Regions from separate parts of the Homo sapiens genome. Here region 1 is linked to region 2. A link is a loop called in an ENCODE intact Hi-C map of the cell type or tissue named here. Cell type or tissue: heart right ventricle. All regions are shown on one strand.

Region 1 (5,000 bases), 52 kb after region 2:
CAGCCTCCCGAGTAGCTGGGATTACAGGCATGTGCCACCACGCCTGGCTAATTTTTGTATTTTTAGTACAGACGGGGTTTCACCATGTTGGCCAGGATGGTCTCGATCTCTTGACCTCATGATCTGCCCACCTCAGCCTCCCAAAGTGCTGGGATTACAGGCATGAGCCACCGCGCCCGGCCAAAGAAATCCATTCTATGGCCCACTCTTGAGAATGCCATTCCCCTAAAATAATCAGTCTTTGGAGTGTATCCTTCCAACCTTTTAATGTGCATATTCTATAGAGAGATTATCTTTTACATAAGTTTTATACATTATCTTATTTTCTCTGATATGAGCTCATAATACGACTTTTAAATAATGCAGAAAGATATAAAGTAGACCATGAAAGTCTCCCATAATCCTACTTCTCTCTCCAAAGATAACCATTGTTAAGGAAGTCATCAGAAATGCCTTCTGGCTTTTTAAGAATAAATGTGTAAATTGAAAATTGTAAACTTAATGAAATTGTAAATGAAGGAAAGTAGGTTTTGAGATACTGGTATTTTGATATAGTCATATAAACAAACTCACGTTTCAGCACAAGCCTGGCACATTTTGGGTGGTGATGGGATGGGGTAGAGGAAAGTACATCTCCACAGAGGAGAGTTGCCTGGGGGGGTCAGGGGAGCCTTTGGGGCAGGGACTCTAGGTCCAAAGAGGATGTGGACGAAGCAAGGGGAGGGATGGAACTCCATCAGCAAACTTTCCAGCCATATTTGGGGTACTCCAATCACTTTTACACAATTCCATTTCATTTTCAATTACTTTTGTTTCTTTTCTCTTTTTTCTTCTCTTTTTTCTTTTTTGAGGGACAGGGTCTCGCCCCGTATCCCAGGATGAAGTGCAGTGGTGTGATCACGGCTCCCTGCAGCCTCAAACTCCTGGACTTGAACAATCCACCCACTTCAGTCTGCTGAGTAGCTTTGTGTCATAGGCCTGTGCCACCACACCTGACTAATTATTTGTAGAGATGGGGTTTTACTATGTTGCCCAGGCTGATCTGAAACTCCTGGCCTCAAGCAGTCCTCCTGCCTGGGCCTTCCAAAGTGCTAGAATTAAAGGCATGAGCCACCATGCCCGGCCAGTTTCTAATTTTTTCTCCACATACTTTTTGATTTGCTCTTCACTGTGATCCTCCTGAAAAATGGCTTTTCATCTATATTTTAAGCATTTATATGGAAGAGTTTAAAGTTTTTAACATCAGAAGCCTGCAACCAATTTTAAATTTATTTTATTGTTATTTTATTGTGGTAAGAACAGTTAACATGAAGTCAACCGTCTTAAATTTTAGGTGCACAATACAGTATTGTTAACAATAGGCACCATGGGGCTGGGCGCGGTGGCTCATATCTGTAATCCCAGCAGTTTGGGAGGCTGAGGAGGGCGGATCATCTGAGGTCAGGAGTTGGAGACCAGCCTGGCCAACATAGTGAAACCCCATCTGTACTAAAAACATACAAAAAGTAGCTGGGCGTGGTAGCATGTGCCTATAATCCCAGCTACTCAGGAGGCCTAGGCAGGAGAATCGCTTGAACCTGGAAGGCAGAGGCTGCAGTGAGCTGAGATCACGCCACTGCACTCCAGTCTGGGCAACAGGAGTGAAAGTCCATCTCAAAAAAAAAAAAAAAATACCAAGAATAAGCACCATGTCACACAGCAGATCTCTAGAGCTTATTCATCTTGCATAACTGAAACCTTATGCACCTTGAATAGTAATTTCTCATTTCTTCCTACCTTCTAGCCACTCGTAACTGCCATTCTACTCTCTGCTTCTGTGAGTTTGACTATTTTAGATTTCTCTGTAACAGATCTTAGGCATGCTGTTCTTCAGCCTCTTATCTCTGCTTTCCTGCCATCACCTCAGTGTTGGCTGTAGTGTTAGAGTGGAGAGAGTGTGTTGGTGTCTGGCTTTATCTCTGACTCACTGAGGTAACTTGGGCCAGTCACCCTGCCTGGCTTGATCTCACTGTCTCCACCTCTAAAAGGGGTGTGCTTAGTCTGTTATATCTACATTCTTTTCAAGGGTTAGTTTCTTTATTTCCTGCAAAAGATTCTAAATTTCTCCACTCTGACTTTTAAGGTTTTTGAGTCAGAAAGAGTTGATGAACTTCCTTGGTGTAACACCCAGATAAGAAAGTGCTCATACGTTTATCAATGTTGTAAATGTAAATGCATAATGGAAAGTCATGTTTAAAGAAATCATTTCACACTAAAATATCTTAATCTTTATGAAAGGTGTGAATAAAATAGTTCTTTAAATGTTTTTAGCAGTTATCCCTGGGACTTACAGGATCGATATGCTCAAGATAAGTCAGTTGTAAATAAGATGCAACAGAAATATTGGGAGACGAAGCAGGCCTTTATTAAAGCCACAGGGAAGAAGGAAGATGAACATGTTGTTGCCTCTGACGCGGACCTGGATGCCAAGCTAGAGGTGAGCTCTTTATTGCTGTCAGCCCCAACACAGCCACCTTGCTAGGATCAAGGTCCTAGAGTATACTCACTGAGGCAGAGCTGGGTGTGCTTTGTATTTGAAAATGAGGAAAATCTAGGATTAGGTAAACTCAATCCCAGCATATTTATTAAAACCTGCAAATTCTCACATAACCACCATGCCTCAGTTACTCTGTATTTTAAGAACATAGTCGCCATGTATTGCCTGTGGTAAATTCTCAGTAAGCGTTTCTTGGGAAAAGGAATGCAGTCAAAGAGCTGCTGCTTGCTGGTCAGAGCTGAGGAGTCAGATTTAGAACACTAGAATCTGGCAAATGTTAAATTTTTTTAAAAGAAGAACTCAGGTAAAACGTCGTGGAAAGTAGAGTCTAATAAGTTTTGTATTGGACCCTGGAAAATTCTAAAATGAATAAGGAGATATTTAGTTAGACTAGTTAACAATATAGTAAGCTGGATTTAGATATGGTTGATCTAGCATATTAATATAAGAAGGCCCACTAACTAACTCCCTGTCTTGCTGGACATTTCTGCCAATAGTTTAGATTAAAATTTTGAAAGCATACCTATCATTTCTATAAATAACAGGGCACTGAGAGGAATAATATCTTAGATGGTCTGATAAGGATTCAAAATGAACTCAGATTTTAATATATACACTAAGGTTAATGAACTGAACATTTAATGGGACTAAAAAAGCCCAAGATTTCAAAAAGTTTTCGGAGTGTCCAGAATGGTGGAAACCATAGTTATTCTACATCAGAGAGGGTTAAGGGGAAATGTTAGTTGTCAATTACTGTCATGTGAAAAGGGATGAGATTGATTCTAAGCACATGAGGGTAGACCAGACCCAGGAAGAACTTTGTAATGTTAAGGCTGCCCCGTGAGAACTGGGCTGCCTTTGAGGTTAGGACTAACCCTGTGAGATGGATCTGGGCTACTATTGTACCTACTATCTGCTGTAACTTTAGGAGAACTATACCCAGTTTCTCATATCCTCGTTTTCTTAATGCATGAAATAGAGATATTAATACCTACTTATTACAGCTATTATCAAGATTAAAGTAGGTAACAGAGTGATGGCTAAGGTTTATTAGTGTTTATAAATATTATACTAACATATTTATAAACATGACTAATGTTTATTAATAATTAATGTTTATGAGTGTGTTTTATGTCTCAGGAACCATTTAGACTGCATTCCATATGGTATCTCTAGTACATAGCAAAGCTCCTGACCCACTGGCCCTGCCTCCCCATCCTGCATTTCCTCTCTCCCACACGCTTACATTGCCCTCACCACCAGCCAGCTATGATGGCCTTGTCTCAGTTCTCAGTCCACAACCAGCCAAGTTCACACCCATCAGAGCATTTGCTGGCTTCCACCTGGACACTGTTTCCCCACATCTTCCCTTCTCATAGTTCAGGTTTCAGCCTAAAGGTCACGCTGTTTCGAGTCACTGCCTGTCCACCCCTGCTCCCCACCTACCCCACCCCTGCTCACTGTCTAACACCTGGCCATGTTTTATTTTATTCGTAGTACTCATCTCTCATTGAATTATCTCAGGTGTTCATCTGTTTGCCCACCTTCCCTCCACTATGAGATCAAATTCCATGTTAGCCTATTCACGACGTATCCCCAGCCACACATAGAATACACATTCAATAAGTACCAACTGAATAAGGGTATGTGTTAGTGCAATTAATATCAGTTCTCAGCCCTTTCCTTCTGCAATTGGAAATTTTGAAATAGAAACTGGGTTTGACAAGGATGTTCTAATGGAGATTTCTGCAATGGAGGAAAGTAGAACCAGGAAGCATCTGTTTCGATTGTTATATTCTAAGTACAGTGTAAATTATTATAAGCATATATGCTTTTTATATCTCATAGTATTTTCTTCTTAAGAACCTAGTAAATACATGCATTATTCAAAAGGTAATTTAATATGTTAATTACAAATATATTAAACATTATATTTTGGCTGAACCAAATGTACCTTAATCAAAATAGCTGCTGTCCTAGGTATGTAGCATCCATTGTACTTAGCTGTGACAAATAATTTAGCACATGATAGAGGTTTCTGTTGCAGAAATGTTAATACTGATGTTGATGTTTATAGAGAGGATGGATTCCATCCATGAAATATACAAAAATGATGTGAAAACCTCTTTGATGTTCGTACCTTGAGTTATCCATAGAAGGCTAACTTATAAACCAAGAAGTTTTATTCTTCTGGCACAGAAAACTTGTGTTCCAAGCTATAATATTGGTCAGATTCTATTGCAATCTGTTGGAAAGTTAATATAGAAATATTGCGCTGAGTTTTAATATTTGTCCACGTTGCTTGCTAATGAAATCCTTTTCTGAAAAACAGCTCTTCAGTACAATAACAGACAAAAGTAATCTCTGCTGACAGAAGTCTTCTTGCCAGAGTCACTGTGCCACAGCAGAGTGGACTGATTAGATGATGGAAATGTTTCTTATCTTGCCTTGGGCATGATTATGT
Region 2 (5,000 bases):
AAAATAATTTATATGGTCATTCAACCAATGACTAAATGCATTTGACACTCCTGGTTCTTACTAAAAGCAGAGCTTCCTGAGTCCCACCTTGAAATGAATAAATGAGGTTTTTGTTTGTTTGTTTGTTTGTTTGTTGTTTGTTGTTGGTGCAGACCCAGGATAATACATTTTGACAAGCCCTCCTGCCTCCTGCACTGACCTCCTGCTCAGGTTAGGTGGCCACTGGTCTCCCCACAGGGTGCTGGGACCCAGCCAACTCCTTATAGCCTGGAACTGCTGAATTGTTCTTTGGTTTCCAGGTCATGGCTTGATAGCCTGTTGTCACCCCAGTTCCATTTTGAGTAAATGACCTTTTAGACAAACTGGCAATAAAAGTTCTTCAAAACTTAAAAAAAATAAAATAAACAAAACAGAAGAATCACCGCATACCCAACCCCCTGATAATTGTTAGGAATACTAAAGTGTGAGAACCACCGCATTATTATACAATAAAGACTATTATATTTCAATGGGCAAAAACCTGGAAAGGCCAGTAAATAAAGAAAAGAGGCCGGGTGCGGGGGCTCACACCTGTAATCCCAGAACTTCAGGAGGCCGAGGCGGGCAGATCACTTAAGGCCGGGAGTTCAGGACAAGCCTAGTCAACATGGCAAAACCCCATCTCTGCTAAAAATACAAAAATTAGCCAGGCGTGGTGGTACTCACCTGTAGTCCCAGCTACTCTGGAAGCTGAGGTATGAGAATCACTTGAACCCAGGAGGCAGAGGTTGCAATGAGCTGAGATCATACCACTGCACTCCACCGGGGTGCAGAGCAAGACCCTGACAAAAAAAGGAAGGGGAGGGGAGGGGAGGGGAGGGGAGGGGAGGGGAGAGGAGGGGAGGAGAGGGGAGGGGAGGGAAGGAAAAAAGAAAAGAGGAAAAGAGGACAGGGATCTACCATCTTACCATCTTGTCTGGCCACTGCCTGAGACACAGACATGGCTTCCGTTCTTAAGTCCCTATTAAATGTTTCTTTCTAAGAAAATTTTAAGAAAATTAAGAAAAGCAGATGAGGTGACATTGTTGAATAATATGCCTGAAGCCACCAATATATAATTTTGCTTATTTGGCAGGTTTCTCCATGGTCTCTATCCACTGCTGCCAGAACATGTGTCTTTGTCCCAGTGACAGCAAGACTGATGAAATGGCAACATATGAGGAAGCTAGTGCAGGAGAACTTCAACCAGGTTCTGCATGTTTTCATCCTATGCTTGCCATTACTCCAGGTCCATGTGTCTTCACCTCCTGACCTAGTTTTCTCACCAGCCTGGCTAACCTAGGCTACCTGTAAAAAATCGTTCATTCCAGATGGCTGGGTTTTTTCCCTCCACATGCCACCCTCCCTAGTTCCTAATTTTAATTCTAGAAAAATGTATGTTAATTACTCCAGTAATGCTGTTTTTTCCACCAAAGAATTAAGGGAAAGGGGAGAACCCATGAAGGAAGAGATGAACTCAGGTGTCTTCTTCTTGTAGCTTTCTTCTTCACAAATACTTGATAATTTTTAGTTAAAATTGAGGAACCACATCTAAGATCACTATATATATTAAGTAGTCTTTAATTTCCACATTTGTTAATGTTCTTTGGTTGCAAAGAGTGTAAAACAACTCTGGTTAATTTAGGCAAAGAGAGAAGGTTATCAGAAGGATTATAGAGCACTTCATAAAATGCAAGAGAGGAACAAAGGCTCAAAAGGACAAGAAATGGGGACACTCCAGGGCCTCAGTAGGAGTTTACACATCTTCCCATCTCTCTATCTCATCATGCCAAATGTTAATCATCAAAATGAAGAACATAGGTGGTAACTCCCAGACTAGCAGCTATGGCCAGGAAGACAAAATCACAGAGCACAGATGTGATCTCCTGGGGCTATGTCTGTATATAAACAAATAATCCTTCTGAGAAAGGAGCCATGCTTAGCCATAGCCATACAGCTACCCCCAAAGCTATCTGCTACAATCTACCCTCTGGCTGCCCAGAATACACACATGCTTGCTTACTCACATACATATCTTTCTTTACCTGTACCAAAAAAAAAACACCCATAACACATGATTCAACCAATCATCACACAATGGCAATAGAAGACAAGCAAAGTCATTTCCAGCAACTGCACTCAGAGGTGAGACATTGTCCTTCAAGTCTATGACCTCTGACTTATGTCCATTCCTTCTCAGTTATCACAACCCCATCTCAGTATTCTTCAGCCTATGAACTACATGGTGGATTTAATTGATATTTAGATTACATTATATAGCCCTGGGAGAAAGAAAAAGAAAATTTGTTTAATTCTCATGTTTAAAGGAAATGTGAGATAAATAGTATACTTAGCAGCAAATAAGGAAATACTGGGGAAGGCTACTGTCCTCCATTCTGCAAGAACGCATGAGACTGCTGCTGACATATAAAATATGTACTTTCCCTGTTTGCTCCAAGTTCTCCTGGCTTTCAGCCAACACCTCAGCTTGCCAAGCATCTTTGCCCTGATTGTATAAAGAATACAAAATCTCCAGGTGGCAATCTCAGCTGCCAATTCAATAAAACCTACTTTTTTAAAACAAACAAACAAACAAACAAAAACTCTTGCTTGAAGCAGTCCTCCATTGGGTACTAAATTCCTTAGGCTAAAAGAGTTAAGAGAACAATTTTTAAAAATTAAAGCAAAAATTCTAAGAGTGAGAGAATAAGTATAATTGTAAGAGGTGCCTTCATCCCTAGATTCTTAGGTTGTGTTTTGGCTCTGAAAGTAATAACCAATGTATTAGTCATTGTTTCTGCTCATGTTCTATATCTTACAACGTAACACTCCATATCACATCTGCTATTTTCCAAATGGCACTAGGGCAAAGTTTTCAATAGGTCATTTCAATAGCTTCATGAGGATGATTGGATATTTATACAGTAAGGCCAGTGAGTTATTAGCCTATTGCCTTACTTATCAAGTGGTGAGTTCATTGGTCAGAGGCCATATATAGAATCCTGCCGATGTGTTAGTGGTATGTAAGCAGGGAAAGCAAATCCAAGTTCAGAAAGACTATTCCAGTACTGCCACTGGATGAGTGCCACTGGATGAGTTGCTGCCACTCCATGATAAAGAAGCATTCCCAACTTAAAATAACTTTCCCACTACCAGCAGACCAAGTTCCCTAGAGGTGCAGTGACAGTCACTGCTGCTAGCAATATACAGATGCGTCTGGTAAAAGGAAATTTATGCTGTTAGGCCCAAGAATTACCTCCATTCTGGCAATAGCAGCTATTATATCCATAAGCCAAGAAACTGACTGGGAACAGAGGATGTCTGACCCCCATAGAAGAAATCACTTTGTTCTCTTGGATATTAACAAACTGATATGGTTTTGCTATGTCCCCATTGAAATCTTATCTTGAATTGTAGTTCCCATAATCCCCACCTGTCATGGGAGGCACCTTGTGGGAGGTAATTGAATCATGGGGATGGTGTTCCCCATGCTATTCTCACGATAGTAAGTTCTCACAAGATCTGATGGTTTTATAAGGGGCTTCCCCCTTTGTTCAGCTCTCATCCTTCTCCTTCCTGCCATCACGTGAAGAAGGATGTGTTTGCTTCCCCTTTAGCCATGATTGTAAGTTTCCTGAGGCCTCCCCAGCCATGTGGAATTGTGAGTAAATTAAACCTCTTTCCTTTATAAATTACCCAGTCCTGGGCACTTCTTTATAGCAGTATGAGAATGGACTAATACACAAACTCTTCTACAATAATGGCTTCTCAGTGAGGACTCACATTAACCCAGATATTTTCACACTTTGGGCCCATTTTCAATGGTGCATCAACTTTCCTTAAAACCTACTTGTCATCAGTTCTCCAATCTTGATCCTTCTAAGTCTCTGACCGTCTAATCAGACCAGGACTAAAAATGACTCATTGTGTACTCATCAGCTTTAAGCATCTCTAAAATATTGCCCTGTTCCAAGCCCCTGCCCAGTATCCCCACCATTGCCCAAGTCAATCGATCCCTCCCTCAGGGACATCTCTGACTCCCCACAATTCAGAAACCAAAGGGTTAACATCTGGCAAAACTGGACTTCAAGACTAGTTTCAGTGATAGATTCCAATTGTCTTATGTGTTAAATATTTTGAATATCACCTCTGAGCAAATCATTACCTCAGGAATTGGTGTAGATCCTGACCTCAGATAAAGTTGACAATATTTCCTTCCAGGTCAAGTAGACAATGAAATTCATGCTCAGAATCAACTATTGTGAGCATTTTCCTTCTCCACTATACTTCACAGCCACACTGAAGGACAGCAACGCTTCCTCTCATCCTGTCTGGGGCTAGCATATTGTGCAAGGCCATTTGTACACCAGGTTCAAGTTAGGTCTCTCAGTGAAGAACTCTCTCATTGGACCACTAGTCACTGGAAACTCCCATGAAGCATAGGAAGAAAAAGTAATGTAGTAGGAATACGACTGCCTGCTTGTACCGTTTATCTGTGTTTTTAGGCTTCTCCACAGGCTCAGCCTCATAGTTTTTTCTTCCTTTTCAGTTCACTCAATGTGGACTACCGTTGGGAATGCTTGACTTTGTGGCTAAGTACCTGAGACAACACTCATTCCATGTCAGGTATCAAAGTACTGAGATCATCTTACACCAGAGAGTTGGGTCTTTCAGTCTCTATCAGAGCCCAGGAACAAGTCAGGAGTCATGTTTCAAAATAAAGGGTCATCTGCTAAAGGGGTCTTCACATTTTCCCAAACACAGAAGTTCTCCTCTACGATGGCTCTTGTAGGCACTTGTCATGGATGCCATATAGCTCTCCAATGGGCTGCACACCATTTCAGCAGCACCAAATCCATTTGCTCACAAGGGCCAAAGGGCAGAGCTGCTTGCCTTGCAGCCTGAGCCAGCTGGACAGCTACTTCCCACTTTCGGCCTCACTCAAAACAGGCAGCTTTTGGCAGGTCAAGGCCACCCAGAAA

The links. A loop is a pair of places that touch in the nucleus more often than their neighbours do. Peaks named below come from ENCODE experiments on the same cell type or tissue, not always from the same donor. Only the 100,000 strongest peaks of a DNase experiment are listed, where the experiment ranks them.
Region 1: a loop joins it to region 2, with 8 times the contacts of the local background. A loop is called at or near these places in 23 of 110 quality-filtered maps.

What each region holds. Positions count from the first base shown.
Region 1 is chr7:8,230,066-8,235,065 of GRCh38, reverse strand. ICA1 (islet cell autoantigen 1) reads left to right here. Exons shown (of 14, transcript NM_001136020.3): 3 at 2,311-2,476. Among named protein-coding and RNA genes, the nearest start is that of ICA1, 30 kb to the left of the region's middle. In heart right ventricle, no CTCF peak of the experiment used is centred here; no DNase peak of the experiment used is centred here; H3K27ac peaks cover 3,248 bases.
Region 2 is chr7:8,282,273-8,287,272 of GRCh38, reverse strand. The region is part of intron 3 of ICA1-AS1 (ICA1 antisense RNA 1); the gene reads right to left. Among named protein-coding and RNA genes, the nearest start is that of ICA1-AS1, 23 kb to the right of the region's middle. In heart right ventricle, no CTCF peak of the experiment used is centred here; a DNase peak (open chromatin) is centred at 3,115; H3K27ac peaks cover 4,664 bases.